2 separate regions of the Homo sapiens genome follow, and region 1 is linked to region 2. A link is an interaction called in ENCODE POLR2A ChIA-PET data of the cell type or tissue named here. Cell type or tissue: PC-3. All regions are shown on one strand. Each heading gives the region's core, and the rest is flanking DNA. Links, peaks and the distances in the headings are about the cores only. Region 1 has its middle 710 kb from the start of MIR4445. Region 2 has its middle 320 kb from the start of MIR4445.

Evidence for each region. ChIA-PET counts read pairs that join two places held together with the same protein. Peaks named below come from ENCODE experiments on the same cell type or tissue, not always from the same donor. Only the 100,000 strongest peaks of a DNase experiment are listed, where the experiment ranks them.
Region 1: POLR2A ChIA-PET joins it to region 2 with 5 read pairs; 2 of 35 experiments call an interaction of 5 or more read pairs at or near these places.

Annotation. Positions count from the first base shown.
Region 1 is chr3:110,304,623-110,321,485 of GRCh38, forward strand. No RefSeq gene overlaps it. Among named protein-coding and RNA genes, the nearest start is that of MIR4445, 710 kb to the left of the region's middle. In PC-3, for the core only: a CTCF peak has its summit at 10,098 (motif pointing left); a DNase peak (open chromatin) is centred at 10,099.
Region 2 is chr3:109,918,436-109,935,298 of GRCh38, forward strand. No RefSeq gene overlaps it. Among named protein-coding and RNA genes, the nearest start is that of MIR4445, 320 kb to the left of the region's middle. RefSeq lists an enhancer at 8,100-9,299. In PC-3, for the core only: no CTCF peak of the experiment used is centred there; a DNase peak (open chromatin) is centred at 8,936; H3K27ac peaks cover 2,188 bases.

The DNA of each region.
Region 1 (16,863 bases), core at 9,058-11,557, 390 kb after region 2:
GAGGATTATACAGTTCCACTGAAGAGACAATAGGTCATACAAATATGAGATTAAATGCCCAAGCAATAAACCTCTAGGAATTTCATATTTTAAAGTATCAGTTTAGTCTGGAGTAGTCAAAAAATGGTCCCAGAAGAGATGAAATTTAATCTAGGCCCTGAAGAGAGAGTTGATTTTTTTTATAGTTAAAGACCAAAGGGAAGGTCTAATACTAATGTGTGCCTTCCATCTTTACTTCCTATATAGGTAAGGTAAATTGTAATTGCTCACCTGGTAGGTGATTCAAGGTTACGGCAGCAATTTAGTGATGTCATAAAAAACTAATCTTTTTTCCATTGTATTCTCCATCATTCTCTGAATGTTAAGGGTATTTCTCAAACAAGAAAGCAACAGCAGCTTCAAGCATATTGAAGTACAATTACAGTAAATACCAGGGAAATAATAGTTTTGCCCTACCAGCTTTATACACACACACACACACACACACACACACACACACACACACATATATTACAGAGAAAAATAGTTTCTGTAAGCACCTTAACAGAAGTCTTCTCACATGTCACTGGACAAAAGGGATTGCATGTACATTTCTAATCATTTGTTCAGGCGAATCAGAGTGCCATGAATGACTTACATAGAACATGTTTCATCCCCTTGGTGGGATATCTGGTGTTTGGAAATTTTTTTAAAAAAGGACAGTTCATCTATATAAAGACAAAAAGAAAAATGACTTTTAGGGGGGCCACTAACAGCCACACTTTCTATTCCTCCTTCTTTATCTATAAAATTTTCTTATATTCATCTATTCTGAGATTCCAAAGGAGAGCTCATTCTCGGTGTATTACATACCTGCTCCCCACAAGCTGAGGGTGCTGTCTCCTCTGAGAAAGATTCAAAGCTTTTGCCTCTTGATCTAGGATCCCACGACATAATCAGCTACTACTTCTCATAGAGCCTTCAGGTACATGATATTACATAGAAGTGGCCTAAAAGATGAAACACATGGGTGAAGCAGGAAAACCTTGTGCTGAGACATGTGATAAACTCATGAACAAGAGTGCATGGCAGCTGTAGACTCAGAGTCAGATCTTTGCTAGGAAGAGTGATGATTACATGCTCCATAATGTCAGAAGGATTGTCAGTTGGCACAAACTAAAAATTAACAAAACGAGACATGAAGAAGGAACATTTTCATTCGTTGTGCAAAACATCATAATTAGGTATGCAAGCTCCTTTCACTTATAACAAATTTCCACTCAGTACCATATTTGATTGTGCACATCACAAAGTATGAGTTTATCTTTTTTTGTTGTTGCAAGTTGCATAGTATGATAATAGAAAATCCCATACCTCTATGTTTTATCTTCGTGGGATGCTACCTTAACAGCAAGTCATCTATTCACAGCATTAAATGTTTAGAAGGTATATTGGTGAAACAAGAAATGTTATTCCTCTGATGCTCTATTATGAGGTTGTTTTATCGCAGGACAATATGTGGTACAGAAAGGACAAGATCTATGGAGTCAGGTAGGAGACATGGAAGGGAGAAATTTGCAGGCAACATGTAGGTTTAATGGAGAGAAGGAAAAAACTAGAAATGGGAAATCTCCATCTTTCTACAGAGAAGAGTGAACTAAAAGTAGTTAGAAAGACAGGTTTAAGAAACTAGACACAGAAGAAGATAAAAAGTCTAGGAATTTGCAGAAACTGAGTGAATTCAGCCACCCACCATTGGCTAGAGGAAAACTCTAGTTACTTCTAACTTTTATATTTTATATTTTCTCAATAGTTTCCATATAGTCAGCACCTAAATTGATGGCCCACTGTTTGTGTCTGAATTGTCCCATAAGGCTAAGGAAAGGGGTGGTGCTGATAATCTTTGGTATTTCCAGTGTGAGGAGGGCTGGGAGACTCAAGTGTCTTAGAGAGAGTTCAGCTCCAGCATTTGGGGCAAATTGGAGTAGTTTTGTTTCTTGCCCTTCTCTTTTGAAGTATTTATTCTATTCACACAATGTTTGCCATCAGAAACTCAATGCTGTTGTGTTGGCCTCTCCTCTTCATCAAGTGTACCCAATATCTTATTTGATCAGGACCCTGATCTCTGGAGTACAATGTTTTGTTTGGCTGGGAGAAATGAGAGCAACCAAATCATGGATAACAAAACAGATGTTTTTGTAAAACAAAGCAGAAAGTAAATCACGGTCCCCAGAAACCAAGAAACATTACTTTTTTCCTAGTACTATGCAGAGATTTAAATTTTTAACCCAGAATGACTCGTTTTTGAAGACTTGGGCACACTGTATATACCATCGGTGGTGTTGGAGATGGGGAGAGATAGGATTCAGAAGCCTGGAGCTCTCCCAACTACCTTAAGATGCACAGTTCTGAGGGACAGAGGTAACTGTTGCTGCCCTTATGGGTTGCAAATGGTGGAGCTGATGCAATCCCACCCACCAGAGGCCAGGTATTGGATGTATATATGGATGTGATGATTAGGGTTATAGGGATAAGTGTGGCTTTTCTTGCTTCTGATAATATATTTAATGGTGAGCGAGAATAAATGAATTCTATGTTTTTTAAAAACCACAGGAACCACCTTTAGGTAGTCATGCAGGAAGTGATTAAAAAAAGAAAGAAAGAAAAACTCAACTATTTCAGGCCTCTTCTTTCTGCCCATAAAGTGAGCACCTGTTGTTTCTTTGAATTCATCAAACACTTTAAACTCATTGATGTTTTTGTAAAACTTATGATAACATTTAATAGTGCATTTTAAGTGACAGTAAATTTTGGTAAGTATAGTACTTGTTTATGACTTTGAGCTACACAGAGTGCATTTGCTTTTTTGAAATATTGCGTCTAGCACCTAAGATGAGACTACTTCATATTCCTATGTTAAAAACTGTTGTCATGAACTTGGTCTAAATTCAGACTCATCATCCATGAATGCACAGGGGTGGATGGAATCAATTTTAAATCAGTGAGCTGAATTGCAGGAATGTAAACTAAGTATAAGCTGTCATTCTAGAAAGTTGACTCAAGAAAACCAGGTCCTTAAGAAATATCCTGTGATTGCAGTGGATCTTCTGGTGAATAAATAAGCTACTGCTGCTAAATATGCCTCTACAATATGCTTGACAGTAAAGAGAAGCAAGTGATGATCTTATGAATAAAAACAGCTACTGTCAGAAAAGTTGAGACACCCTGAAAAGTCAGTGTCCTCAGTTCTGCATTATGACACGTAGCAAATAGAAAAATATTATGCTAATAATAGTAGTTGGTGTACTAAGTAATTGCTTTATGCAAAGAAGTTTACACCGATTATCCTTAAGACATCCCTGTAAAGTTAGCAATATTAGTAGCCTCATTTTACATGCAAGTTAACTTATATTTAATGTTTAGATCACATCGTTTTTTAGCAATAACGCTGAAATTTGAATTCAAGTATGTTTCATTTCTGGGCCTACTCTCTTAACCACTATGCAGGGTTAAATATCTAAACACATCCTGATTTTTGATGATGGATAATAATAAATGGATTACTATTGCACTTTGGGATCTGTTGTTGTGTTGTTATTTTACACATCACTTGCAGTTATCCACGTGTGATTACTGGAAGGTGGGCTATGAGGTTAATTGACTGCAGTCATTTAGTCAATGTTTACGAAAGCAGACTTCTAAGTCCTCTTGACTCTATGTCCATGGGTCCCTATATTTTGCTCTTTAGCAGGCCTAACCTATGCTTGTAACTTAGAATATTATTCAATATGATGTTCTATTTCTCCCTTTTGCTTATTGTAATACACTGTATCTCACACTTTTTGACTTAATTAAACCGAGATATAGTCTATGTATTAATTTTGCTAGGGCTGTCATAACAAAGTATCACAGATTGGGTGGCTTAAACAACAAAAATTTATTTTCTCATGATTGTGGAAGCTAAAAGTCTGAGAGCAAGGAATCAGCAGGGTTATTTTTTTTTTCTATGACCTTTCTCCTTGGCTTGTAGATGACCATTTTTTCCTCTTCTACCTGTCTTCTCATTGTCTTCTCTCTCTACATGTCTATGTCCAAATCTCTTCTTACAAGGATACCATTCAGATTTTTAGACCCACTCTAATGGCCTCATTTTAACTTGATCACCTCTTTAAAAAAACTTATCTCCCAATACAGCCATATTCTGAGGTACTGGAGACTAGGGATTTAAGATATGAATTACAGTTTGAAGGACTCAAACTGCTTGCTGATAGTTTAGAATTTCAAAATCAAAAACCTCTACTTTACCCTTTCTAACCAAAACAAGTAAAACATATTCAAGTTAAGAGGTTTAAAGATAATACTGACTTTCAAATGGAATGTGAAATTCCTCAAGGGCCATGAAAATGTCACAGAAATTCTTTTTGCCCCGGTCCCCCACACATCCAATTTTGATTAGATTAAAACCCACACAACTGGCTATTACTAACTATTCCCATTAGGGCTACCTGAGAGATTTATGAAATGATCTGTTGTTACATCTAAAACAGTTATTATTTCTGCTAATTAATAATTCATTTAAACTAAATATGCAGACAAAATACTAACCTGTCTTCAGGACCCAGTAGCAAATTACTAAATCAGGCCTGATTCTACCTTAGTATTCCAAAGACTATGACAGCATTTGTCAACAAATATTAAAAATAGTGTCATTTGGTTCTGTGTCGGTGACAAAGATCATGACACTTTTCAGAAAGGCCAAGCAAAATCAGTATTTCTGTATGATTCAAAGTATAGTGTGATAAGAGATAGAGAGAAGACTAAGAAAGGAACAGAACATGAAAAGCATTATGTATCAAAGATCTTGGACTCCAATATCCAAAATAAATTCACAGGGTGCCTATTCTGTTCTACGTACCATTTGAATCCCTAAATACACAACAATTCTCCTGACAGAAATGATTTCTGGTCTCATGGAACTCAGTATCTCACAGGGAAGACACACAATCCCCAATAGGGGGAGGTCCTTTGAAGAATTTCATATAGTTAAGCCACATGATCAGATTTTTAACAATTCCTAAGAATCAGATCTCCCAAATTTAACTTAGTTGAATGTTTAAATTTAATTCAGATTTATTTTTTTTTCTTGGATAGAAAAATAAAGATGCACGTTAAGCTTCTAGCAACATTCTGGAGGTTAGAAAGCTGAACTCAAAATCATCTGTCCCCATTCTTGTGATACCAGAGAAAAAGTGGCTGGGCAGACGTGACACTAAGTATTCCCATTCTATAACCCTGGTTCCTTCCAGGCTGTGTTAATCTGGCATTCCAGGGCTAGCGATAAAGCCCTGGGGTGCTTTGTTTACAAACCAAGGCAAAATAATTTACAGAATATTTTCCTATAAAAAGAATAACTTCAAGAGGTTTTAAACTTTTCCTAATAATACTGACTTTTAAGAACTCTTTGAAATTGCCTTCAAAAGCAGTTTAAAATAATAAAAGAATTCAGGATAATAATTTTAAGATCCCATATTCTTTCAGTGGTTCTCAAAATGTGGTCTCCAGACCACATCAGTATCACCTGGAAACTTTTTAGAAAAGTACGTTTTCAGGTCCCACCCTCAACGAAATGATCAGAAACTCTGAGGGTAGACAGAGCACTCTGGGTCTGAATGAGAGCCCCATGGTATCCTGAGGCTGTTAATCTGGGGAATCACACTTTAAGAATCACTGTATTATTTTGTCCCAATTAATATTAATCACATTGATCATTTCATCTTATCACTAGCCACCCTTAAGTGACTGAGCAGCTTCTCAAAGCCACCCTCAGAAAATAAATCATTCTTACCAGTGAGGTTATTTAAGAAAGCACGCTGCATGATATCAAGGTAATTCTAATAACAACAACAAAAAAGCAGAAACAGCACAATGGGGTTATTTGGAAAGAGAGAATGATTATTTGAATAAATATATACTCATCAGTCTTGCAACATGGCAATGGAAAAGCTGTGGTCATATAGGTCAAACTTAGTATAAGTAAATTTATATTTTGTTTCCTGACTTATTTTCTGCCAACTTTTTTCCACGGTGTGTGTACAAAAAAAAGTTATCAAGCTGGAGAATCCTAAACAACAGGAATCTTATTTTACACTTCATCATTTATCTTAAGAACGTTTTCAGGCCAGGTGCAGTGGCTCACGCCTGTAATCCCAGCACTTTGGGAAGCCGAAGCAGAGAGATCACTTGAGGTCAGGAGCTCGAGACCAGCCTGGCCAACATAGAGAAACCCCGTCTCTACTAAAAATACAAAAAATTAGCTGAGTGTGGTAGTGGGCGCCTGTAATTCCAGCTACTTGGGAGGCTGAGGCAAGAGAATCGCTTGAACCCGGGAGGTGGAAGTTGCAGTGAGCTGAGTTTGCATGACTGCAATCCAGCCTGGGTGACAGAGCAAGACTCTGTCTCATAAAAACAAAACAAAACAAAACATTTTCATTTCTATTACTTTATTATAAACCACCACGGCACACATTTACCTAGGTAACAAACCTGCACATGTACCCCGGAACTTAAAATAAAATTTTTAAAAAAGAGTACACCAAAAAAAATTGCTAATTGGAGAAACCAGTAAGCACAAATTCCTCAAGTACTTCACAAAGTGTAGCATTTTTGCATTCTGTAGCACATGTAAGCTTCAGTGGAAAGTTGTACAATTCGACATGGCTGTAGCTTGAAAAAGAAGCATGCTATTTCTTATAGGCTTTAATAGGTAAACTCTATTAAAATCATCTTTTTACCAGTAAAGAATTTCTTAATAATTTGCTGTTTGTAAAATAGTTACCTTTTTTAAAGAATGTATGACTTTTTTGGAAATGTATTTTTAAGTGCGTTCTTTCGGACCCACAAATTCAGGATGATGGAAAGGAAGACAGTTGTGGTTTTGCTAAATGAGTAAATGTGTGGAAGTATTACATAACCAAAGGGGTTCATGTTTTAGTGCAAGTGGCTAGAATTTTAAATAGCTCTAAAGTTCCCTTTCTATTGATTTATATTCAGACAAAAAGCCCTACTGTATAAACCAGGAAAGAACAAGCATGTAGATGGATAATACAGCTATATTAGCTGCTATGTCAGCAGTTTCCATACTCAGATTAATGCACAGAGACTCTCTCTTGACATCTGTTTATGTGCCACAAGCCAGACAAACAAAGGCAATCTACTAACCAGCATAAATTACACACACATTTCTTGTCTCTTATTACCAAATGGGTTATTGCCACTCTCAAAAAAAATGTTAAACATTTTTCTTTAACAGAACAAAAGTCTGGACACACTCAATACACATCTCTTGAAATGAAGAACTGTTGTATTTTTAGTATACGTTCTTTGAATGTTATTTCAATTATTTATTAAGTACTCCCAGGCATCTAGGTGTCAAGGAAATAATTTCTTGTGAAATCTCACTGACTCTTTGTTAAATTCTAGTAGATGCTAGAGAGAATATGTTAATTCTCTTGGAGGAATAACATGCAAGATGCAGAGATTTAATTGTTAAAAAAGATTCAGACCTCTGTCCTCCTCATGCTAATGAAGTGTTTTCTCATTAGACAATTAGAAGGGTAGTCTTCACTCACGTCAGATATGCCTGCTGTTCTACTTTCTCGCACCCTACCAATTAAAAAAAAATTAAGTTGCCATTGAGAGTAGATTGACAGCTACAAAGCAATTTGGGAAAAGTTTGCTGTCAGGTAAGCCTGAAACCGGTTTCTGAGACAGTACATGGCTCCTTCCTATCTTAGAAAAATACAGAAAACCATAGTTATTTTGCAGGAAAATATGTTATCTGTTGGAATGACCTGGCTTTTGTGGCATGACTACCCTACCTAAGAATGGATACAGTATCTAATTTGAGGAAATATTTGACTACAATGAGATGACTAGGAAGAATTTGGCCACCTTTACATGTAGCCTAGCAAGGAAATCAATTGTGTTACTGTGACTCTGAAACTTCAGCCAGGTAGTATTGGCTATCTAAGTCTGTGTGTTAAAAAAGGTCTGACTTGCATCATGTCAGCAGGAATAAAGGCCTTTTAGATTAGGTATGGCTGCCATAGATGAGAGAGGGGGAGGGTGGCCCTTGAGCCAGGGGCTGTTATTCTTTATGGGAAAAGAGGGTTATAACCAACTGCCACTGAGATGTCTAATGAATATCTCAAATTTGTCCTGTCGATAAGTGAACTTCTTCCTCTCCCCACCACTCACTTGCTCTCACTCCACCTGCAGTCTTCTTTATACCATTTGAAGACATCTTCATCCTTCCAGCTGCTCAGGGCAAGCAACTTGGGGGCATTTCTGATTCCTCTCTTTCTTTCATCCAGTCTCTCAGGATATTCATTTGGATTAACTTTCAAAATAAATTCAAAGTTCACTGTTATCATCATGGTAGTAGTTACTATCATCTGTTTTAGAAAGCCTAGATTTTCTAGTCATCCCAACATACACTTAAACACACATTAACAAAAACAAAATGCATCTTTCAAAAACTGAAATCGGATTAAGTCATACATCTGTTTTTCCTAAGGTAGCCTTTCTACTTTCCTAAGGTAACAGAGTGGCTGCCTCTGTATGGAGTGCCTGTCCCTCTGCTCCAGATATCTGCAAGGTGCACTCTCTCAGCTGCTACAAGTCTTTGTTCAAATTTCACCCTCTCAGGGAGGTCTTCTCTGATGCAATTTCAATTCTTCCTGGCATTCTCAATCTTCTTTGATCTGTTTTTTAGTAATGTATATATATTAACATACCATAAAATTTACTTAGTAATTTTTTTTCTATTTCTCCACTAGAATGCTGGTTTCCAAGTGCTAGTGACTGGGGGCTCTTGTGCTTAGTGATGTAGCCCAAGTGCCTGGATCAATGACTGGCCTATGTCAATGATTTTATAAATGTCCATAGGATTTTAATAAATGTCACTTGAAAAATAAATACATTTTGTTCTCATGTCAGTATAGAGGATAATATTCAAGGATAATATTCATTATTGGGAATTTGATCTTCAACATAAAATTGAATAAAGAATGCAGTCTGGAACCAAGTAGCTGAAATTATAGTTTTCTCTACTTAAGATAATTATGCCAAATGCACTCATTTAGTTTAATGACTATATTATTATATTGTGGATTACGGTATAATAATATAATGTATATTATACTATATTATAATATAGTATTATACTATATAATACTATACTGATCATACTATGTTACAAATCTTAAAATAGAATGTTGAACACACATGCAAACATACAAACAAAAATCTAAGTTTTCATGATAATAATTTTTTAGTTGCTTCTCCCATCTGGTTCGTAAAACCGTTCATGGAAAGATGAAACCTCAATAGGCCCATATAGGATGACCTACATTAGTACTTCAAATATTAAAAAAAAGAAACTCAAGAAAAAGATTACATTAAACCCTTAAGTTTCTACAGCTGCCTAAGATGAGTTTTTAGGCTCATTAGAAGTTTATTAAATGAGTCAATTTTCTATTTTCTATAATGCTTTCTTCAAAACTTTTACTGTGGCATATGCTTTTAATCCACAGTATAATATAGTTATTAAATTAAATGAACGCATGTGGCATAATTATCTTAAGTAGGGAAAACTATAATTTCAGCCCCTTAGTTCCACACTGCATCCTTTATCCAATTTTATGTTGATGATCAAATTCCCCTTTGCTGTGAGCTAAAGTTCTTGACCTATCCATTTTGTAGCTTTAGAGAATTTGCCAGGACACTATAGGAAAGAGCCACTGAAAAAGAAGGCATATCATTTAAGAGTAGCTGAATTGTGTTGTATTAGATGATTATGATGTTTTTGAGTATCCACCCTGGAAACGTTCTCTCTAAAGCTATCTTATTTTCATGAAATGTGCCAACCAGTGATGTAATTAGGCATAAAGAGCACAGAGCCACAGGAAGACCTTTGTAACACGCTGGAAAAGTTGTAGCAAGGTTAAACCCCAGGCCAGGCATCACTGTAAATCAAGGCACACATTTCGAAGGAAAAGACACTTGACAGTGGAAAAGAGCAAGCGCACGTTCCTTTACCTTTAACAATCTCCCCCTTGTGGCCAGAGTGTGAATAAACACATGAGCTGTGGCCTTGGACATGACTTTGCTTCGAGTTCAATGGCAGTACCTCACCTAAATTGATCATGAGTTCCTCTGCGTAAACTTGGTGCCTGTAAAACTTAATTTACTCAATTAGTAAATATTAATCACAACTTTTGGCAATAATGCGTGCCCATCCCACAGCTGACTAGAACTTATTCTTTTAAGAGAATAAGATCTGGATGTATACTCCTCCTAGAGCTACCAGACCTGTAAAGTGAAGATAGCTCCTATCTCAAAGAAGGTTGTAAGAATTAAATGCAAAGTGCCTAGAACAATGTTGCATGTGTAAATGCTTAAAACATACTCACTATTCATCTTTACTGCCAATTTGTAGAAAAGTGTTTTTTCAGAAAACCCTCTGGACTAGAGCCTGTAATCAAAAGAACAGAAAGTGTCAGATTAACTAAAATTCAATTACACAATCACGTATATTACACACAAACCAAGTTCTGATCTAGAAACAAAAAAGTGTTTGATTTTGGGGTAAAATCCATGAAAATTTCCTATAAATGAATCTTTATTTGGGTCAAGTAAAGATGCTGTATGGAACTCAGAAGATTAGGCAAAGTCTGTAATATCAGCTGGTGTTATCAAGAAGTTATGCATCAGATCATAGAAAAATACATTGCTCTTTTATTTCATTTAAATTGATTAAGCACTAAAAAAAGTCATAAATAAATATTCAGGCCCATTCAGCAATTTGATTTGTTTTATTTTAAGATTATACTAATTAGAAGGATTTAAATACAAGTCAAGTCTGCTGCATTGTTTGATGAACTAATAAAAATCCATCTGGACTCTGGGCATGATAACAAAATTAAAGATACATATCAGCATCTGAATGAGTACCTAGATTCCAGAAGATTAATATCTTTCAACTCCTGCTATATCAAATTACTCACATCTCTGTAGCCTTTTTATAATTTCTTAGAGCTTTAGAAATGCTTAATAATTGAGAATAATACATGCGATAGAATGAAATAATCCAAATGTGTATTTCTTATTTTGTAGACAATGATCTTGCTATGTTCAATTTGCCAAGCTTTTGTTGAGAAATGCTATGCACTAAGTTCTGTGCTAAGGGGACATTGGTAACACAGAGATGAATAGCATATGGCTCCTACCTCCAAGGAGATGAGAGAGACATGCAAAAAAAAAATAATTAAAATAGCAAGTGGCATATGCAATTGAAGAAATATTTGCAGGGAGCATAGGCTGTAAAAATGTTGTTTCTGAGTGAGAAAGACAAGGGACACTTAGGCAGAAGAATGATGGTTCCTGGGAAGAATAAGAACATTTTATGAAGACAAAGAAAAAAGAGCTTTGCAGGAAATTGTACAGTAGCAAGAAGCAGTCAGCTACATTGGGAAGTCTTCAAGCAGTTCCGCTTGGTTGATACACAGTTTGATGCTTTTGCCATTGTCACACCTTGGATTTTATATAACTAAAATAAAAATTGCTTTGATTCTTAGTTCTGGCATTTCCCAGCATACCATGTCATTAAGTCCTGTTACTTTATAGACAAAGGATCTGGATAACTTTACACCAAAAGCAGAACTTACAGACACTACTGTTCACATAAAAATGAACCAAAAAGAAACCATAATTATTGCATAATATTCCCTCCAAGTTCTTCTATGCAGTTTTAAATTTGTACAGTAATTTGTCTAATTTCCTTCTGGTAAATACTATGCAATTTTGATAAACTTTTTGAGCTTCTTTTGCCTAGCTTTCATTCTACATCTACATTGACTTCTACATTGAATCCATTGAATACTGAATGAGTAAAGTGGTTATAGGTAAATGTACAGTGTATTCTGGATGGAAAGAATAGCTTGCTATGTGTTTTGTTTTCCTCTGTTCGTTAATCTTCTTATCTTCAGGGTAACTCAGTATTTTCCAGACTTCATCTTTATAGGAAGGAAGGATGGAAGGAAGGACGGAAGGAAGGAAGGAAGGGAGGGAGGAAGGGAGGAAGGAAGGAAGGGAGGGAGGAAGGAACTGAGGGGGAGGGGAGGGGAGGGGAGGGAGGGAAGGAAAGAAGGAAGGAAGGAAGGAAGGAAGGAAAGAAGGAAGGAAGGAAAATAGGCTTATGTGAGGAGGTTTGGGCCCCACAAATTGTTATTTTACAAGAAAAACTCTGAAATATGAGAACCAAAACAACAGCCCTTCACATACCCCAAATGATAAGAGGCAGAGCAGAATTGTCCCACTAATATCAGAATATGGTTTGGTCCTGGTGTACTGAGCATGGAGTAAATGTAGTATACTTTTGTACCTCACCAAGCCTTTACACCTTTGGAAGAATAAGGGATTAATACTCTGTGTAAAAATATTGACAGCCTCAAGGATATTAGAAGCTGCAGAGACAGAAGGTAATGATTCTTGTTAAAATGCTTCATAATCAGCAGGTAAAAAACTAAGCTGGAATTGGAAAATATGAAGAAGCATTTACAAGAATATGCGAGACAAACCCTGAGATTTCCAAAACTGTATAGAAAAAAATCCAGAGACTGGGTCAAAACTATTACTCAGGTAAGGAAACAACTGATGAAATTAATTGTTAATTTAATATCATTTATACTCATATGCAGGAAGGCTTAAAGAATTCAAGCCACATATTATTTTACAGCAACAAGAAAGACAGAAGCAGTAATGAAAACCTATTCCGGGGCTGTTATACACGAAAACTTCAAGAACTTTAGATACATTAGATCCTCAGAAGAATAGTCTGAGGTGGGTGTCGTCATCCCTGTAATTCCAGTATGAAAAATGAAATATAGACACCTCAAGTACTTTGCCTCTGATCATGCATATAGTAAACAACAGAGCTAGGGTGGAACTAGGACCGTCTAATCTCAAAGTCTCTGCTTCTTCTCATAAGATATGGAGGGCCAGCTGTTACTTAGTTTATAGTTTAAAGTGGAGTCCTAAGGAATGAGACCAGCAGACCCAAAAACCATAATGGGCAAGAACATTCTCAATTCTTCTTGAAGCCTCAAAATTAAAATTTCCAGATTTAGAAAGTAAAAATACAAATGCCAGTTAAATTTGAATTTTAGATAGGCAATGACTACTTTTTAGTATAGGTATATCCCAAACATTTTATGCTAAATATTTTATTTGTGGTATATCTGAAATTCAAATTTAACTGGATTTTCTGTATTTCATCTGGTCAATCATACTCAATACAAAAAATTATGCTACTTCTTGTATTAATTTGTTTTAAATGTCAAAATTGACAAAAATGTTCAGTGTTGAATTCTAACTCAAATGGCTATTTCTTCAAAGCATTAGATAATAGCTATGTTTTCCATGCTGTTTTCACGGAAGCAGCCAGCAAATATACCCAGAATTTTCTGTGAATTGTTGAGTATAGCAACAAAATAGATCAAATACTGGAAAAAAGCCTTAAGAGAAGTTTTAGTCATCCTGTGTACCTCATCATAAGCTATTCCAGGGAATCTCTAGCATGTGATTCACTCTGAAAACAAAAACAAGAGAAATAATTGGTATTTACTGAGAATAGTGTTTGTCAGCTCATACCTAGCTACCATTTCATTTTATCCCACAGCTTCCTCCTAACATGGGTGGACAAAAGATGAGATCATCATATTTAACAGGCACTACAGCAACAGGAAAACCTGGTGCTTTTGGAACGTAAAATTACTGAGTTTGACATGAAACTAAGAAACTGGGGTTCACATGGACTTCCTGGAGTTTAAGCATGTCTGATGTACTCAAAATGCTAAATTAGATTTCATGCACTGAGCCTCTTTATCTTTATTTTCTTGAAGATTTTGAGTGTGAATAGGCTTAAAGAAGTGTCGAGCCATTGTGGAACCACTACAACCCCTGCCATGATTACAATTCCCAGGGTATGTGATTGTACAAGTAAGTGGCATCCTCATCCTGGTCTTTTCCCCAAATTTGTTTTGAATCATGTGTAAGTTCTGTCGCCCCTCTATGCAAGCAGAATAGAGGTTGAGAGCCTATGGTTTGGAGCCTGACTGCGTGGTATCAAATCCTGACTGTGCCAGTGTGTTATATATATGTAATCAAAGCATATCATTTTGGTTTTACCTCGCTAGGATTGTTAGGAGAATTAAAAGCACTTAGAAGAGTGCTAGATATATAGTAAGTTCTGAATACATGTTATTTATTTTGTTTCTTTAGCAAAACTAGTCATATTGCATAAGATATTTTATAAAGATAAACTTCAATAATTAGCCTTGTGACTGGAAACAACATAGGAAACATTCTGGATCTTAATTAATTTCCTTAGTGGTAAGATGAGGAAATCTCAGAAATGATCCTTAAATAGTGAATGCCAAAATAGTCTATGCTAATTAATTACAATTACAGTTGCTAGTGATCATTGTAATAAAATATCTTTGAAGGATGTCTCAGATGTAAAAAAATATTAACAGTCACATTGGGAAACTGGGTTGTAGATAATAAAGTTAAACTCTGCCACTCACTGAGGATGTTTCTATCTAAGTTCTCTAGTATCTAATCATTCTTTAGTGTATTATCACTTTTAAGAGCTCAGATAGATATAGAAAGCATTATATAGTAAAATCTCTAAAATTGTAACAAGAGAAACCAAAGGATCCAAGAGGCATAGTGCTTTGTTCAAGTTAAAGTCAGCAAATTGGTGACTGGTAGCATCACCCAAGATGGCCCCCAAGGGTCACTATCTCCTGGTAATCATGTCCTTATATAAGTTTTTCCTGTTTGCCTATGGGCTGGACTTAGTAATTTGCTTCTAATAAATGTAATGAGTGGAAGTACTAGTATGAGTTTTTCTCTCTATCCCTCTCCTACTTTGTTGGAAGCCAGCTGCCAAGTCAGGAACAGCCAAAAGAAGAGGCTCAATTGGCAAGGAAATGTAGTCTCCTGCCGACGGCCATGGGAGTGAGTTTGGAAACCGACCCCCTATCCCCAGTCATCTCTTCAGGTGAGTGGTGCCCCAGGAAACAAGTTTATTACAAGTTCAGGGGAAACTCAGAATCATCCAGCTATGCTGCTCCCAGATTCCTGGCCTTCAGAAACTGTGTGAGATAAAAATGTTTTGTTGTTTTAAAATGTTCATATTAGGGTAAATTTGTTACGCATCAACAGAGTAATGATATGAAGGCAGAGCTGTTATCAGAGGATCATGTTCTTGCTGAGCAGATAGAAATTTCTTGAGTAAAGGGTGGAATCACTATTGTTTGTTTTCAGGTTTTAACAACACATTTGAACAATGATATAAAGCTCGAATTATTAGTTAAAATTGTTCAATTATTAGTTCAAAGTTGAAATTATCATTTTTAATGAGCCCATTACTCAGTCACAGGGATGGAAAGCACTGATGGCACTCCTCATTTACCAACCACCATGGCCACAGCATTTCTAGCTATTTACTGAGGCTCCACCTAATCAGGGCAGATCTTAAATCCACCTCGCCTGTTGGGGTGAATAAACACTTCTTACAATTCCTGCAGGTGACAACAACTTTGCAAACAACATTCACAGGTGGATTGGATCCTTTATATTGTGACAACAAAACCTCTAATTGAGGACTTAAAATAGATTCTATTTTTCAGACAAAGAACTATTTACCTAGCAATCTTTTCAAGTAGATCAGTGTTTTAATCATGGCTTGACACCGTGAGGAAGCATGCTAAACAGTCCCTCCTTGGTCATTAAAAATATCAGGCTTAGGCGGCCGGGCGTGGTGGCTCACGCCTGTAATCCCAGCACTTTGGGAGGCCAAGGCAGGAGGATCACGAGGTCAGGAGATCGAGACCATCCTGGCTAACACAGTGAAACACTGTCTCTACTAAAAATACAAAAAATTAGCCACGCGTGGTGGCGGGTTCCTGTAGTCCCAGCTACTCGGGAGGCTGAGGCAGGAGAATGGCGTGAGCCCGGGAGGCGGAGCTTGCAGTGAGCCGAAATCACGCCGCTTCACTCCAGCCTGGGCGACAGAGCAGGACTCCGTCTCAAAAAAAAAAAAAAAAAAAAGAAATTAGGCTTAGACAAGCATAAAAATGAAGGTCACCATGAAACCATGCCAAGTCCAAGAAGCAATATGTCATCACTGGTGAACAGGTGGAGGAAACCTCCTGTGAGTTGATTTTCAGGAGATTTCAGAAACTTCAAGCAACAGCCAAAGCTGGCCGTGACTTCCTAGATGGAGAAAAGAGAATGAATACAAGCGCTTCGTTGTCAAGGCAAGGGGACAATTCTGATGACAGCCTGGCATCTACATTCAAATGATTTCCCAGGTATCTCCCATTTGGATTCACTTTGGGATCCCATGGATAACAGAGGGGACCTAAATAAAACATGAAACAACTGTGTCACTAAAAACTATCAGATATTGGGATCACTGCCTGGAATTCATTTAGCAGAGTAGAGTACTAAGAATGGAGAGCTATTAATTGATTCCTCAAAAATTTACCTGTGAATTGTGACAATGTTTTGGGGATGAGGTGGTATTTGTAACAGAGAAGAGGATACACTAGCACAACAAAATCTGGTGGAGATACCCTTTGGAGTACTGCAGTGTCCAGAAAGCAGTGTAATCCCCCAGAAATGGGTTGTTTTTTAAGCAAATGTAAAGCAACCTCTGGATACTCCCAGGATCATTTTGGAGGTGGAGCCTTTCCAAAGTAGAGACAAGGGCCAGTGAAATCTGAGTAATTAAAATTGCCATGACTATAGACGTGT
Region 2 (16,863 bases), core at 7,660-10,159:
TAAGATCTCTCCTAAATTCTACAATATTATGCTTATTTGTGCAGTTCTCCACAGCCTTTTCTGCTCAGCCCATTTTGCTGGGCTGTGGTGGGATCTTCAAGTTCTTTCCACTATGAAATGTTTGAACTCCTTGTATTAATAGATGAAGTGCCAGAAGATGGCTATTTCCAATAGTCTTCCTGAGTTTCCCTCTTTTACTTTTCTTTCTCTTTTTGCTCTCTTTTTCCAAGTTTTTTCCTGAGTTCTTATATAGCACTGCCAGCCCCCTGCTATTTCCTCCCAAGTCACTTTCAGGAACTTACTATCTTTTTCTGGCTAGAAACAGGCATTCATTGATGAGTATAGGTATATCAGACTGACTCCAGGGGACAGTCAGAGTTCTCACACATATCATGGATGGCTGCTTATTTTCATCAATTTTCAAATTTGTGCAGCTGTTGCCTTTCTGAGCCTTTGGGCTCAGAAGGAAGAGAAGAATGGTGAACGTGGTTCTTGCTTTCATAATGCTCAGCATAACACCGATGGGTCAATGTTTACATATATATTTAGGGGATTTCCAATGAATGTCAGCAATAGATGTATTTCTGCTTAATTTTCAGTGCTATTTTAAATTCTGGTTATCTTTTGTCTCAGTAAATATTTTAAGGGGGAAGTCAGGAGATTTTTTTTGTCTTTTACAAAACACCATATAAAGTGAAGATTTCATATAGTCTTATTTACATTTAAAACAGTGATGCTAGTACATTTTCGTTTACTCACCACATATGGTAAACGTGGTTCAGTAAGAGTAAAGGCAAATTTTGGAAATAGTTCCTAATATAATACATAAACAAGTGGGGGTCAATGTTTACTGTATTTTAAGATGGACAAAAAAAATACTTTCTTACATTTTGCCTTCCAAACTCTTCGTAGTATGTAAAACTCCTAGGGCAAAATGTCATTTTCAATGCTTTGTAAAAAGAATACTTGATATTGGCCAGGCACAGTGTCTCACGCCTGTAATCCCAGCGCTTTGGAAGGCCAAGGCGGTCAAATCACTAGGTCAGGAGTTCGAGACCAGCCTGGCCAACATGGTAAAACCCCGTCTCTACTAAAAATACAAAAAATTAGCTGGGCGTAGTGGTGGGTGCCTGTAATCCCAGCTACTTGGGAGGCTGAGGCAGGAGAATCGCTTGAACCCAAGAGGCGGAGGTTGCAGTGAGCCAAGATAGCGTCACTGCACTCCAGCCCTGGTGACAGAGTGAGACTCCATCTAAAAAAAAAAAAAAAAAGAATACTTGATATCTATGAAATAAGGTGGCCAGAAGGAAAAAGGAGTCGTCAGATGTAGAAAAAGACACATTAAAGTTTTATTTTTAAGTTCCACCAGAGTTATTTGAATATACTTTTTAGTTAACTAAAGTTGTAATTGTTATCATAGGCAAAAAAGAAAATTAAAATAGTGAGTATATTACACCTCATAAAGATGGAAACAAGAAATATCTAATAGAAAAACTTTAGCAGCCAAACGAGGTCTCTCTGACAGTTGTTTTTATTGACCTGTGGTAGAAAAATAGCATCAACATTCATTTCCTGAGTGCGGTGCAGTGTAATAGTTAAGAGCAGAGTTTTGGGAATCAGACGATACCTTAATGTAATATTGAGAAAATTATTTAAGCTGTCTGATAAACTTTTAGATTCTCAAATTCCTCCTTTGCAAAATGTACAATTATAGGTTTTTATTAAGGACTAAATGAGGCAATGTACGTAAAGCATATGGCAGTACTTCCTACACAGTAAATGCTTAATAAATGGTGCAAGTTTTTTAAAAAATATGTTCTATGAACTAATACTCTGAGAATTTTTTTTAATGAATTTGGATCTGTGACTTTTGAAAATGTGCCTTCCTTTCATCAGGCTGGTTGGCCAATGCCATGTGGGTTGCCTGTTCTTACTTGTTCAATGGAACTAGTAAAAAAAATGATGTTGCTTTGATTGGAGAGAAATGAGTTTCATATCCCTGATTTCTAGAATATTGTGAGTGTGTAATAATTATTTATTGAATTAATACCAAAAATTAAACCAGCCCATCTTTATTTACTAGATCCATTTGTGTTTAACCTGTAGAGTATCTAAGTAATGCTTGAGTATTACCATTTACCTCTAAACTTCACTCTTCAATATTAATATAGATGAAGGGTATTGATATTGATTATTTATCTGTGTAATTATGAGTTGAAATGCTCCCCCTGTTCTTCAGGTAGAAGATAATTTAGACATTTTTCATGTAAAGATTACCTCTGATTTTCTCTGAAAAACTGCAAAGAAGAGTTTCATATCTCCCTTTGTCTCTTTTTCCAGTAGGTGATGTGTGAGGCACTGGGCTCATTAAGGGATTTAAAGGACAACAATACATACTCTCTGTCTCTAAAAAGCTTGTGAGACCTTTGGAGATATAAGCTGTAGAACTCAAAAGCTTTCAGTGAGTTAATTGAATAGCATGCACAAACTCTACAGATAAAGGAAATAGGAGTGGACAGATATTTCATAAAGAATTTGAGACTTGAGTTGAGCATTGAAGGGGGGTTGGCAAAGACTGTAATGTAATAAAGAATAAGAAGAAAGCAAGTGAATGAGCAAAGCAGGGGACACAAGAATAGGCATCGCACAGTCAGCTTTCTCGAAACAATTATAAACCAGTTTTCTCTTTAAAATGAGCATTGTTTTCTTTTCATTACATAAAATTTGTTAACAATGAGTGTATTTTAATTTGATGGTGTTCCTGGAGAATGATATGAATATATTGGTACTATAAACATCAGGAAGGAAAGAATTGATAACACATACGAAAGAACCATAAACTAGAATGCAGGCACATTACAGGTGCTCAGTAAAATTTTCAAGGTTTTCCTTCTCATCCTTTGGATCAGGCTGTGTTTATTATATTTTTTGGAAATCCACTTTAAACTATACCAAAAAAATTAAAAGTAATTCTAATGAGGTGGAGCTGTAGATTGGCTTCTCTAGAAAGCAGATGCTGACATGAAGGTAAGTCTAGAAAAATAAGTTTATTATTACATGCTTTTATAATCAATACCTGTGGAAGAGATGGAAAAGAGGCAGAATTTGCTGAGGGAAGTTCAATCCCAATGCAGCCTCAGTGAAGGTTTTAGCAAACATCACAGGTTGCTCTGAAGTGGGGGTCAAATTACTTAGCCCATGTTGTGGTCAGAATGAGAGCTACCCTAGGAAGGAAAGAGAACCCTAGTTGAAGCAGATTCCTCCAATCAAAGGCAATTTTTTTGAGAGGTCTGAGAGGTGACAGCTGTTAGCACTCTTCCAGTTTCTGGAGGAATTAGTCTTTCAATACTGTGTCACTCTCCAAGGGCTGCTGTCACTTCACTGGAATAAAGGAACTACGGGGCCTGTCGTCGTCTGCTCGAGCTTCCATAACAAAATGCCACAGACTAGGTGACTTAAAAAGCGAATTTATTTTCTCACAGTTCTGGAGGCTAGAAGTCCAAGATCAGGGTTTCAGCTGATTTGATTTAGGTTAAGGGCTCTCTTCCTGGTTTGCGTATGGCCACCTTCTTGCTATGTCCTTATGTGACCTTTCCTTGGTGTGTGCAAGGAGAGGGAGAGAGAGAGAGCAAGCTCTCTGATGTCTCTTATAAGGACACTAACACTATTGTATTATAGTTACTGACATACCTTTTAAACAGTCTTAAGTACTTCTTATATTTAATTTATAATTTAAAATAAACTTTTATTTCTAAATATGGTCAAAATTAGAAAGTTTTTTGGTTGTGTGATGTAGAACATAAAATTTCCTTGAGTTGTAGTTAGAAATGATAATAATTTGGACTGTTTTTCAGAGACAGGTTACAAAATAGTTGAATTAATTAATAGTTGTGGACAAAAGCATTTTTTGTGATTACAAATGTTTGGATTAAATGAAAATGTTTACAAGCATATACATCATAATATGCCTCCATAATATCTGACCTTTTGATAACAATCAAACATGCGCCCTGTTCAACTATTAATGGATTGGGGGGAATGAGGTACTTAAAGGAAAATAACTCTCTTTTTTCCTTTTGAGTATTTATGTGACAGTGCAATGTAGAAATAAAGCAATTCTTTTGATGTTTGGATATAAAAGAATTTGAAAATCTTACCCCGTGCAGTGTAAGTGAAGAAGTGAAGAAATCTTTTATAGATTTTGTGGGGGTGGGGTGGGAGTTTCAGATAGTGGATGGAGAGCTGAGATGAGGAAGTAAACATTTTAACACTGTAAAAGTCTCAATATTTATTGAGACTTTCATGTCCTATTTGCCTTTACTTCCTGTTTTGTGTTTAGTAGTTTACTGATAATAATGAAGGATAAAGTTTTGAGACTCTTCCCTAAACCTGACTCTGCTGGCAAATTGTTCATAAAATCCACAGAAAACTATCTCCCAGGCATAGTACTGAGGATCTAATAAAATTTTAATCTCCTGTTTCTGAAATATTTCAGCTGGAGGGTAGAGAACAATTCTGTTGCTCTCCTCTGTGACAGATTTATGTGTTCTTTAGAGGATGATAAGCAGTAGAATTTCTTTTCTTTTCTTCATTTCTTTATATGCCAACTTTTAAAGATTCACAGTTGAAAAATGTCACTTGTCACATTCAGTCACGAATATTATCTTCCTATTGAACATGGAACATATCTAGTCATTGTTCCTAAATGGATTCTGACCTGAAGGATAAACAATCACTTTTAGGTCATCTTTGGTGAAGTCCATATGAACTAGTTGTTCAGTCCTGCTGAAGGCGTTTCAAATACATTATCAATTGTAAATACTCATCTTTATTTGTGTCGCAAATGAAAGCTTGGAAAACCACATGTTATTCTGTGATATCTATATATCAGCATATCTGTATCTGTATTTATTCTTTCAGGTAATTAGTCAGTCATGGATTAGCACATTACATGATTGGGGGCTAACATTTGTAAAACAGCTATAAGACAAAGAAATTATTTGGAGTCAGAATAATAAGGATGATTTATAGAAGAGATAGATTAAGAGTAAATCCTTGAAGGATAGAAATATTTATCCTGAGAATGAGGGCACAAACCAAGTGTGGGAACAGAACTAATTAGAGTACATTTCAGAAACCATGGGAAATTTGGCTTAACTCTAAATTGCCTTGAGGCACTGAGTCAAAAACAGGGCCTGTCTGTATCTAGCTCACCCTTTCACTTCTCACATCCAGCTTAGGGCCTATGGTAAAATAGATTCTCAAGAGATATTGTACGAATGAATGTAAATCGAGTGAGTGAACAACAGAGGTAAGGCTGTAGGGGTTGTGCTTATTTTCTGACCATCCTTAGATACGTATTTGACTTTGTAAGGGAGGCTTGTAAGTCATTTCATCCAACTGACCACTTGCCCTTTTCTGCCTGACAGCCAGATAGATATACTAGTGGCTTGATGTTCAATCCACCTTTCGTCTACAATCTTACGGCCTCAAGCAGATAATGCCATATTGCCATAGTGTGACTCATGTGCAAACTAGTGTTTTCTTTGATTGAACTTTTAGTGTGAGAGGTTACCGATATTCAGTGCTCAGAGCAAAATCCAAAAAGAAGCTGAAAAGACATGGGAAAAAAATAGGTCCCACAAAACAAGACATTTTCTATTGGTCTGTGCTTCACACATATTCTTACAGCAAAGACTTGCTCAGGAGCTGAATTGTCATTTCATCAGGAAAGAGTTTTATTAGTCAAGAAAGCACCCAGGCTGGTCAATAGAAATATACTGTGAGTTGACTGGTATTTTGGCCTGTGTCTAAATTTCACACTCAAGGCAGCTATGGAAGGGAGCATGAGAGTCTCTGATTCAGATGAAACAGTCAGAGAACATTAAACCTGCTTTAATTTTTGTGAAAGTTTTGCAACCCTCCAGAGGTAGATTACATTAATAGGTAATCTACATTAATAGGTTAATGCTTAACCATTTCCCCACCTGTATGTTTATAGATCTCCTTTCTCTTCCTAGAGTGTTGTGAGATGAATGGTTGGGAAAGAGAAATATGATCACATTGCTCTTATTTAAAATCATTCAACACATCCCTGTGGGTTTCAGCATAACATCTGAAGTCTTTAGAATAGAGTACAAAACTCATCATGTACCCCACATTCTCCTTTCCTGCCTTGCCTTTAATGAGTTTGTGAGTACCTACTATGTGCCTGGAACTGGGCTCCTTGCCAGGTTAAAAAGGAATACGGACCTACTGGATTGTTCCCCCCCCCCGCTTTTTTTTTTTTTGTTTTTTTGACAGAGTCTCGCTCTGTTGCCCAGGCTGGAGTGCAGTGGTGTGATCTCAGCTCACTTCAACCTCCGCCTCCTGGGTTCAAGCAATTGTCATGCCTCAGCCTCCCGAGTAGTTGGAATTACAGGCATGCAACACCACGCCCAGCTGGTTTTTGTAATTTTAGTAGAGATGGGTTTCACCATGTTGGCCATGCTGGTCTCAAACTCCTGGCCTCAAGCAATCTGCCTGCTTCAGCCTCCCAAAGTGCTGGGATTACAGGCGTGAGCCACCATGCCTGGCCTGTTCCCCCCTACTTCTCAGACCTAATCTAAAGCACATTTAATGGGCTCATTTGCCTTTTTCCATAATAATTTTTATGCCTGCCTCTCCCCATTGCCCTCTGTTTTTTACTTGATTTATCCCTACTCATTATTAAAAATTCACCCAAGGCCCAGCTCGCCTGTTCCCCTCTGGGACCCACAGGCTGTATGCACACACTCTGCATTTCCAAAAAACATTGTTTTCTTCCTTGCATTTAGCTTCTAAGTTACATGCTTTTCTCTGAGAGGAAAGTCTGTGTTTTCGTCTTTATCCTCAGTAACTTGCACAATGCCTAGCTCATAGTTGGTGTTTAATAAATGTTACTTCGCCTCTTCGGTTTTCTTAGAGGTCATCCCTTTCTGAATCAAATCTTACTTTTCGGATGGTTACTTTGATGATGTGGATTTTATTCATTTCTTTGGCAAATATTTCTTGGAAATCTACTGTGTTAGTCCTTATATAGACATATTTCACACCTGATTTCTTCAGCAACAATGGTGTTGAAGAAATGGAAACTCAGCTGTGATGTTGCTAGTCTTACCCTTCCTATGTGCCAGGAATGCTTCTCAAACTAAGGCGTATCTGACTCCAAATGCTCTTTTTTTTATGCCACGTTTTTTTCCTTTAGGGTAAAGTATAATTTTAGGTACATCTTATATAGAAAGTAAAAATATACTACAGTTTAAATTCTATCATAATTAACTCCTTAAGACCTCTAAGTTCACTTGCCATTTGATCATTACAAGCACACTGTTAGAAATCTATTTAACTGTCAGGATCTGAACATCAGAGAGGAGGCACTTAGGGCTTTATTTTTTGTTTTTCTCTTTGTTAATAAATTATCAGATGAAAAACAAAATAATATTTTGTTCCCAATAGAGGAAAGAGAAGTTCAATGCAAGTGACGCTCTTACTCCTTCCCCAAGCTTGTGGGTTGAATGTACTTACGCTGGTTGGTTTAGGGAGTTGTTGCAAGTTTCTCTCTTCAGTCACGTCTTTAAGGGGCCTGCAGGGAATAATTTTTCCCCCGTTTCCTCTCTTTGTTATAAATCTTATATAAAATGAGGAGTTTACTTGACACTGTACATGTTGTGGAAACAAAGATGGATGAATGGGGGCTGAGGCCAGTGGAGAAAAGAATTAAGCAAGAGTTGATGTTTACCAGTATTTGCATAGCAGATTAAAGATGCCTGAAAATTATTTGACCTTCCTCCCATAGAGAAATGAGATTGATTTTTCCTTCCCTTGAATTTGGGTGGACTTTGTATTTGCTTTGGTATAATACAGTGGAAGGGAAACATGCTTATTTCCAGGCCCAGGCTTTAATATATCGGCAATTGCTACTTTCAGTTTCTTGGGACTCTCACTCTAGGAGCCCTGATCTTCCATGTGAGAAGCAAAACATGGTGACCACATAAAGAGCGCCTGTGGCTATGTGGAGGGGAAAAGGGCCCACTGAGTCTGGTCGTCCAGCTCTCCTTGCAAGCTGCCCGGCTTACGCATTCCCTTCCTCTGCTCACCCCGCAACCCGCACTAGCCCAGCCGCCACCTGAATACCATTGAGTGACTGCAATTGATGTTACAGTCTTTTGCGAAGATAAGAATCTCTCAGATGAGTCTTTTCTGAATTCTTAACCTCTATTAAGCCACTGAAGTTTGGTGCAGTTTGTTAACAGTGATAGATAAGCAGAAATGTTTGTACCTAGTCATCAATTAACAATTACTTTAACTTATTCCACATCTACTGAGGAAATCACTGAAGCTAGTTGGATATATCATATCTTCCTTCATTTTGATGATGGTGTCACCAGAATATATATGTTAACTAGAAGGGAAGATATGGATTATTTGTGTGTGCATATATTTTTTAATCTTTCTAACTGATGGCAATCATAATATTTATTTAACACATTATATTTTTTCACACCACATTTACAACTATTATTTCTAAATCTTTCTACCATCAGTCTAGTAAGGTCATTTGTCAAGTCTGAATTATGCCATCTTGCAGATGCTGAAACTGAGGCATAGAGGTTAGGTTAACTCCCTAGGATCACATAGCTAAGGTTTTCACAGCACACTGGGTAAAAAAAATGTTATTCAGAAATTAAATTAATGTTAAGATGGTTATCTGTTTAATGCTTGTCACATCAACTAAACTTTAAGCTCCAGGAGGTCAGAGAACTTGTCTGTCTTCTTTAACACTTGAAGCGTAGAGCCTAGCCCAGTGCAGCCCGAGAAAACACTCACTTGGTATTAGTTGAATGAATAAATACATAAAGAATGCTGGGGCTCTGACTAAAACCTAGGTTTCCTCATTCAGAGGTTGAGTTTCTTTTAGTCACACTCCTGAGTTATGAGACAGGGTATGAGTCACTTGGGAATTTCAGTTAGAAGGCACAGGCACCAATCATGCCCTCCCCTTCCCCTGTTCCCTTTCCATCAAAGCATATCTTTGTGTGAGAAATAATGTTTTTGAAAAATCTTCCTAGTCATTCTGATATACCTCCTGTTGAGAACTAAAACACAATACTACCATTCTTTCTCTTAATCACATGTTATTCTATGTAAAAGAAGTGCTATGAGAAAATGCAATCATGTATGCTTACAAATTCTGAGAACATTAAAGTTAAAAGAAGGAAAAATAAGAGACAAAACAATGCCAGAAAAATGCACTAAAATGCAATTAACAATAATTTTTTTGTATGTGCTTAGTGAGTGTTTATCATATTGATTTTCAATTTTCAGTATTTTGATCATTTTTTTGGAGACAGTAGTTTTATAATTAAAAAGAAAATACCCCCAAAGCCCAGTACTCTGCCTTAATGATTAAATGAATGGAAGATGGAAAGCAAAGGGAGAATCTGAGTTAACCAGTCATCAATGACATGGGAAGACAATTCACTAGGAGGTATTCAGCACCTCTGAGCTAGTGGGGACTGTATCTCCAGTAAGGGTAGGTATGTAAGTTGCTTTCACTGATGCTTTTCTAAATGCTTCTGAACTCTGAAAGGCCCTTGAACTAAATGTCAGTTCCTATGAATTAATGTTGGTCTTCAGTACCTACCAGCAGGTCAGCACACTGGCAGAGAAAAAATAAAAAACAAAACAACAAAACAACAACAACAACAACAAAACAAACAAAATACTGCTTCTCAGGATTCCCAGCACAGTGAGAACAACTGGCCAATACATTTAGGAAAAAAATGCTACAAACCTTGTATTGTTCGCTACCCCAAATTCATAGATAGGCTCTTGGATGTGAGTGTCTGAAATGCTGTGTCCCATAGTTAACGGTTCATCAGTCAGGATTAGGGTAAAGGAATATTGATACTTTAAGGTAATTAGAATAACGTTTCTCTTTTGTTTCGGACAAACATAAGCTTTTTCTTTCTGTAGTCAGAACTGTCCTCTCAAATAAGAAGGAAAGAAAATATGAAGAGAGGTAGAGTAAGGAAGGAGGTAGAAAAGAGAGAGAAGGCCGGGCGCAGTGGCTCATGCCTGTGATCCCAGAACTTTTGAGAGGCAGAGGCAGGTGGATCACCTGAGGTCAGGAGTTTGAGACCAGCCTGGCCAACATGGTGAAACTCCGTCTCTACTAAAAATACAAAAATTAGCCGGGCATGGTGGTGTATGCCTGTAATCCAAGCTACCCAGGAGACTGAGGCAGGAGAATTGCTGGAAACCGGGAGGCAGAGGCTGCAGTGAGCCGAGATCACACCACTGCACTCCAGCCTGGGCGACAGAGCAAAACTCTGTCTCAAAAAAAAAAAAAAAAAAAAAAAGGAGAAAGGAGGGAGAGAGGGCAAGAGGAAGAGAGAGAGAAGGAGGGAGGGGAAGAGAGAGATAGAGAGAGGGAGAGAGAGACCTTAGCTCTGGAAAAATAGTTTTCTGGGAATACATATGTATATATTCACATACCTCAGTGAAAATATTAATGAATTAGAGTTATGTGAAAAATAAGGTGCTTTAAGAAGATTGACTAGCTCTAGTACTCATTGTCAATTGACTTTCAATTGATGGTACCTCATATACCAAATACCAAATTAGAAGATAACACCAGAAGTTGCCACATGGGTCGTCTCAGCTATAACTGAGGAAGAAGATAGAAAACTCACAGCATCCTAGGGGATGTCTGTAAACGTATAAATGGTGTCTTACACATTTCAGTTATCCTAACAGAAGGGCCACTCTTCCAGAGAAGGTGGACTGAAATTCACAAGGATGGCTCCTAGACACCAAGAGAAAGTTTAAAGATATCCCATATAATCTCCTTATTAGGTTTGGGAAGTGTGCAACTTTCAAAGATGTTATTTTTCATATCAAACTTAACTGTTACAAATATTTGGGGAACCATAAATATTAGGATTAAAAACATTCAAAAGCTCTTCTTTCAAAGACAAATCCTATTCACATTTTGGACTGTATCCTATTTTTTGTTATATTTAACAGAAATTAATCTTGTTAAAGCAACATTCCATAAAAAAAACTTACCTGTTTTGTCCCACTGTTCTTGTTTTCACGGATGCAACATGTTCTTGTTCTTGTTTTCACGGATCCCATTTTGGTCCAGCAAGAAAGTAACTTTCTAAACTAACATGAAAGGCTACTTTAACGTGGACTTTAAAAACAGCAAATGAATTTATTGCAAATAACTGAACACAGACCCGGGGATGATTCCATGTATGAACAGATCCCATATTATTATGAAGATTACATTGGTACAACACACCTTATATACTTTGAAGAATACATAAAAGAGTCTGCTATAAACTTTTAGTTCTCACTACCTAAAAACAGATAGAAATAACTCATGACCTGTCTCTAAGAAAGTAATCACTGTTACAACTCATCCTGAATTCCTTCAAATTTTACTGAACCTCCTTGATATGCTTCCCATCATTTGTTTATCATGCTGGTTTATGCTGTGATGTTAACTTTTTTCCTCTTTCTTTCTTTCTTTCCTTCCTTCCTTCCTTCCTTCCTTCCTTCCTTCCTTCCTTCTTTCTTTCTCTTTCTTTTTCTTTCTTTCTTTCTTGTTTTTCTTTTCCCCTTCCCTCCTTCCCTCCTTCCCTCCTTCCTTCCTTCCTTCCTTCCTTCCTTCCTCCCTTCCTTCCATCCTCCCTTCCTTCCTTAATGGAGTCTCACTCTGTCGCTCTGGCTGGAGTGCAGTGGTGCGATCTCGGCTCACTGCAACCTCTGCCTCACGGGTTCAAGTGATTCTCTTGCCTTAGTCTCCCAAGTAGCTAAGATTACAGGCACGTACCACCACACCTGGCTAATTTTTGTATTTTCAGCAGAGACAGGGTTTCACCCTGTTGACCAGGCTGATCTCAAACTCCTGACCTTAAGTTATCTGCCCACCTCTGCCTTCCAAAGTGCTGGGATTACAGATGTGAGCCACCATGCCCAGCCAATGTTTATTAGAAATAATATTTTAAGGTTTTATTCTTAGTCATTGAACACTGTATAATTGAAGTTTACTCAAATAAGTCTCTATTCAATTAATTAAAGTGCACTCCCTTGACTACATTTTCTAGGATGCTGTACTGCCTAAGAATGCCTGCTTATCCACTTAATTCTATAGCCGTCTTCTAACCTCAGGGCTCCCTGCCTTTCGCCATTTTATTTTCTTCTCAATTAGTATTTTGTGTGTGCGTGCAGCAGGGGCAAAAGGGAACATTTTAGATATTTTATGTCAGGAGAAATAATTTCCTCTTTAGGATTTGAGGTATTTGAAAAATGGGTCATGTTTTTTGTTTAATCTAGTGTCCCACCCCACTCCACTCCCTCTCTGTCTGCAGCAGCTCTGTAAAGTGATATTGCCTGATTTTGAATATAACATAATTTCTTAAAGATTGCTTTTAATTTTTAACATAATAGTAATTATGGCCATATAACATATTTTTATTCTTCCTCTTTCCACTTATTTTTTGTACCCTAAACACTTTTATACTTTCCATAAACTTAAAATCATTATTTTTAATTGTTTTTGAACCAAAGGTATATTATATTCATTTTTATTATGTCATAAAATTAATATAAGTCTAGTAAGGCTAATTTCAAATAGAAGTAAAAAACAAAGTTTCACAACTCATCTTCTTTATGATATATGAACAATATATATGTGTGTGTTTATATATATACATATACATATAAATATAAAATACAAAGCAATATGTTTATATATATACACATATGTATATATTATATATGCACATATATTTATTATATATTTTATTATATATTATATATACACACATATAAACACATGTATATAAATATTATATACACATTTATATTATATACACATTACATTATATTATACATTATAATATATATTATATACACATTATATATTTATATATATAAATATATATAAAAACATATTGCTTTGTATTTTGGCATTTGCTTTCTGAAGTGGGAATTCTAGATGCAAGTGCGTGGACAACAAGGTTTTCTAGGTCTTAGATTCTATATAGATGCAATCATACTTCAGCAATGTTTGTCCAGCTAGCTGTCCCACATTACCTATATGATGATTATATGGGTAATATTATTTTTGTCTATTATTTAAAGCTTTTTAAAAGATAAGTTTTTCTTACAACAAAATTAATAACAGTGTTTTGTGAGGTTTAAGCCATATGAAGAAGTAAAATGTATGACATTAGTCCTAAAGCAAGGAGATGGAAGAATACTCTCATTAGTTTGTTATATTGGATCTGAAATGGTATTATATCCCTTGGAGATAGGCTGTTACATACAAGTAAAAGATGTAAATTATATATCTGAAAGCAAGCACTAAAATAACACAAAAGTTATAACTAATAACCCAATAAAGGAGAGAGAATAGAATTATTGAATATGATCAGTTAATTCAAAGGGCAGAAAAAGAGAAAAGAGAACAAAGAGCAGATGAGAGATATAAAAACAAATTACAGGCTGATAGATTTAAACATAAGGAAATCAATAATCACATTAAATGCAAATGATCTAAACACACTTATTTAAAAGGGAGACTCACACTGGATATAAAGAGAAGGTCCAGCTACATTCTTCTTAGAAGAAAGCTTTGGAAAACAGAAGAAAAACCACTGACTTATGATGCCAGTGCCCCATCATTGCTTTTATAGTTTGTATTTATTTCCTTCTAGACTTTGTTTCATAGGTATGGTTTACTTTGTTGCTATTGTGGTATGTATACAGCTTTCTTTTCTGCTTTCTCACTTAACAGTACGTTGCTATATGGTAATTAGCTAAAGCTCATGTTTCACAATAGTCCATTCTTTCTGTAGCACTTCAGAATTTAGAAGTAAACTTCCAATATTAGACAAAATTTTTTCAAAGCTGGCCGACATAATCAGCAATAGTATACAAAATAAGAGAGGATCCTGTTCTTAAAAAATTAAAAACACCATTTCTTACAATGCTTATCCTTGAGTGAAAGTCTTATCCCAACAAAGGCTGATGACTCAATGGTCCAGTGGAGTCATAGATTCTATGGTTGTTTGAATCTGTGTATGTGAAACCCATGGATATGAAGGGCCAACTGTGTGTGTGTGTGTGTGTGTGTGTGTGTGTGTGTGTGTGCGCCCATGTGTGTGTATATGCATTTTTTAATCTTTGAAATTTATGTTCATATTTGGTGCTTTAATGTCACATAGAGTATATTATTACATACTATTCAAAGTTGTGAAATTTTAAATAAGTAGCTGCATTTGCATGAATGAGTATAAAATTAAAAGATAATTTGTAAGCATATTTTCAAAAGGTAGATGTGTGAAAATGTGTTAATGCCTGGCAATAGTACAAAGAGGGTAATATAGTTAGAAATAATATAAAAGTTATTGACATTTGGGATCCTAGTGAAAATATTATGGTTTTGGAAGTTAATTTGTTGTTAAGTGAGCTACAATTAATATAATTAGAAAACATGAGAATATTATCAGGTCAGTGCTAAACACAGTACCTATTAAATTGTGAATAAACTTGCTTTTTAAAATAGTAAAAACTGGTCTTTCATACTATGTCATGAAATACTGCTGATATTCTTTTCATTCATTGGGATTTAATTATATTTTTATTTTAGTATGAAAATAAAATTTGTGATAAGATTCTATAAGTTCAACTACATATCCTTAAAAATATATTTTTCACAGTTGACATGGAAATATTGTAATTTCCAAGGAAAAAATTTTAGAAGTAGGATTACTAAGTAAAAGTCTAGGAACAATTTGTATGGCTCTTGATGCATTTGCCAACTTTACTTTTTAAAGTGGTTAAACCAATTTACCCTTGTGAGCATGCAATCATCTGTGAGTAGGTAAGTTCCACTTAAACTTTGTCAACATTTGGTAGTGGCATCAGTTTTAGTTTTTGCTTAGCTATCAGATTTCTTCTTATTTTAATTTGAGTACATTAATAAGGAGTTGAGTATTTGAAGGTACCCCACCTATAAACAGTTTTAATTGTTAGAAAATCGTATTTATAACTTGCTGAGATATGTTTGTGTTAACACACTCCCTTTTATCCTAGATCAGGATTGTTATAGAACACTATTTTCTCTTTTGAATAAACATCTATAAATGTATCATCTCCAGTATTAAAATAAAAAACAAATTCAAGGTTTTAGCAGAAAGTAATTTTCTAGAAAGAAATTGCACAGGTTGGAGGTGGAGGCTAGGTGCTGACATTCTTTCTCTTCATCATTTCTGTCACAGTGTTTTCATTCTGTCATGAGAACTACCATTACCTTGTCAATCCACCAACCTTCCAATATGCCTCTAAAACTTGGTGAGCATGGACTGAAAGTCCTTTCCCTTAGATTGTCTTAGCACCACTAAGGACAGAAAGAAAATAATTCGGGAGGCAGCTTAGCATTTATGCTATTTTTTTTTTTACATGAACATGTCATAAAATTCAAATGTACAAAAAAGTACACACTATAAATTGGAAAACATGTTTTCATCCCACTTTTCCTTCTCAAAGATAGGCAGTGTTACCTTTTAATGCACTTACAAGCAAATTCTGCTCCCTCCTCCCCGGCTCGATATAAATGATTGTATTTTTTGTCTGACTGCTTGGAAAAGATCAAAAGTTTTGGCCTCAGCAGAGACTTAGTAAATGGCCCAGCCAGACTCAAAAGTATCTATGTGACTTTCAGTAAAAGCAGCTCACATCGCTGAAGTTTAATTTTTTTATTTGTAAAAATGAAGGAAATTGTTACCTCAGAGGGTTGCTTACCTCAAAAAAGTACAAATAAACCAATTCCTGTAACATAGAGGTTGTTTAATAAATTATAGTTAACGCATTTGTTATGATTACATATATTATTGCTGTTTTAATTAATTTCATTGTTAAGAGACAGCAAAACCCAGAAATGATTAGAGATCATTCTAAAAGCATGAACAAAGAAAAGTATCCTTGGTAAGAGATTCCGGTTCTAAATGTCAGAACAATGAGCAAATAGCATTAGTTGGCTTTTAATCCCCATAGATGTAAGGAACTGCTTTCTTGTTCTTATCTAGATTTCTTTCCTCCCGCAATATAATTGTTCACAGCATCCTCTCCTAAAACAAATAGAAAAAAACACTTTGATTCAAAATCTCTAACCTCTTAGCTTTCTTTCTCTGCTTGTATTAGAGAAACTTGCTAATTGACTTTCCACATCTTTCTGTAATAAGATATATCAACTCCACTCATCACTGGGTATTATTTATGAAGACTTGCTATTGTTTCCCCAAGAAGAGAAGTGATTATAAAATGATCACACCTTATCCATGCAAGACCCAAGAGAAAAAAGCTCCAACTCATGTCTGGTGATTAGCAGAGTGCTTCGTATACATAGGTACTCATTAAGTAATTATTGAGGAAATGAATTGCTGGCACACAAAGCAATTGGAAACTCTCACTACAGCAACTTGACTATGGCTGGCACATGTCCTAATTCTTCTTACAAAAAAATCCACGGTCCTTTCACTATTCTTAGGAAATGATCATCTCTCATATTCTTAGTCTTCTCCTCTACATGGTTGTCACTCGGACTCATTATACAAAGAAACAAAGATAAAGAGCGTTGCACACAAACAAAACAAAAAAATCAGCAAAGCAAAACTCCAGAGGCTCTGCATACTGACCTCACAGAATGCACCAGTTTTATTTCTTGATTTGAACATTATATTTGTACTATATGATATTATATTAGCTATTTTCAGGTGTGGAAATCTCCTTTTCTGTTAATATTGATGTATTTAATTTTTTTTAAAG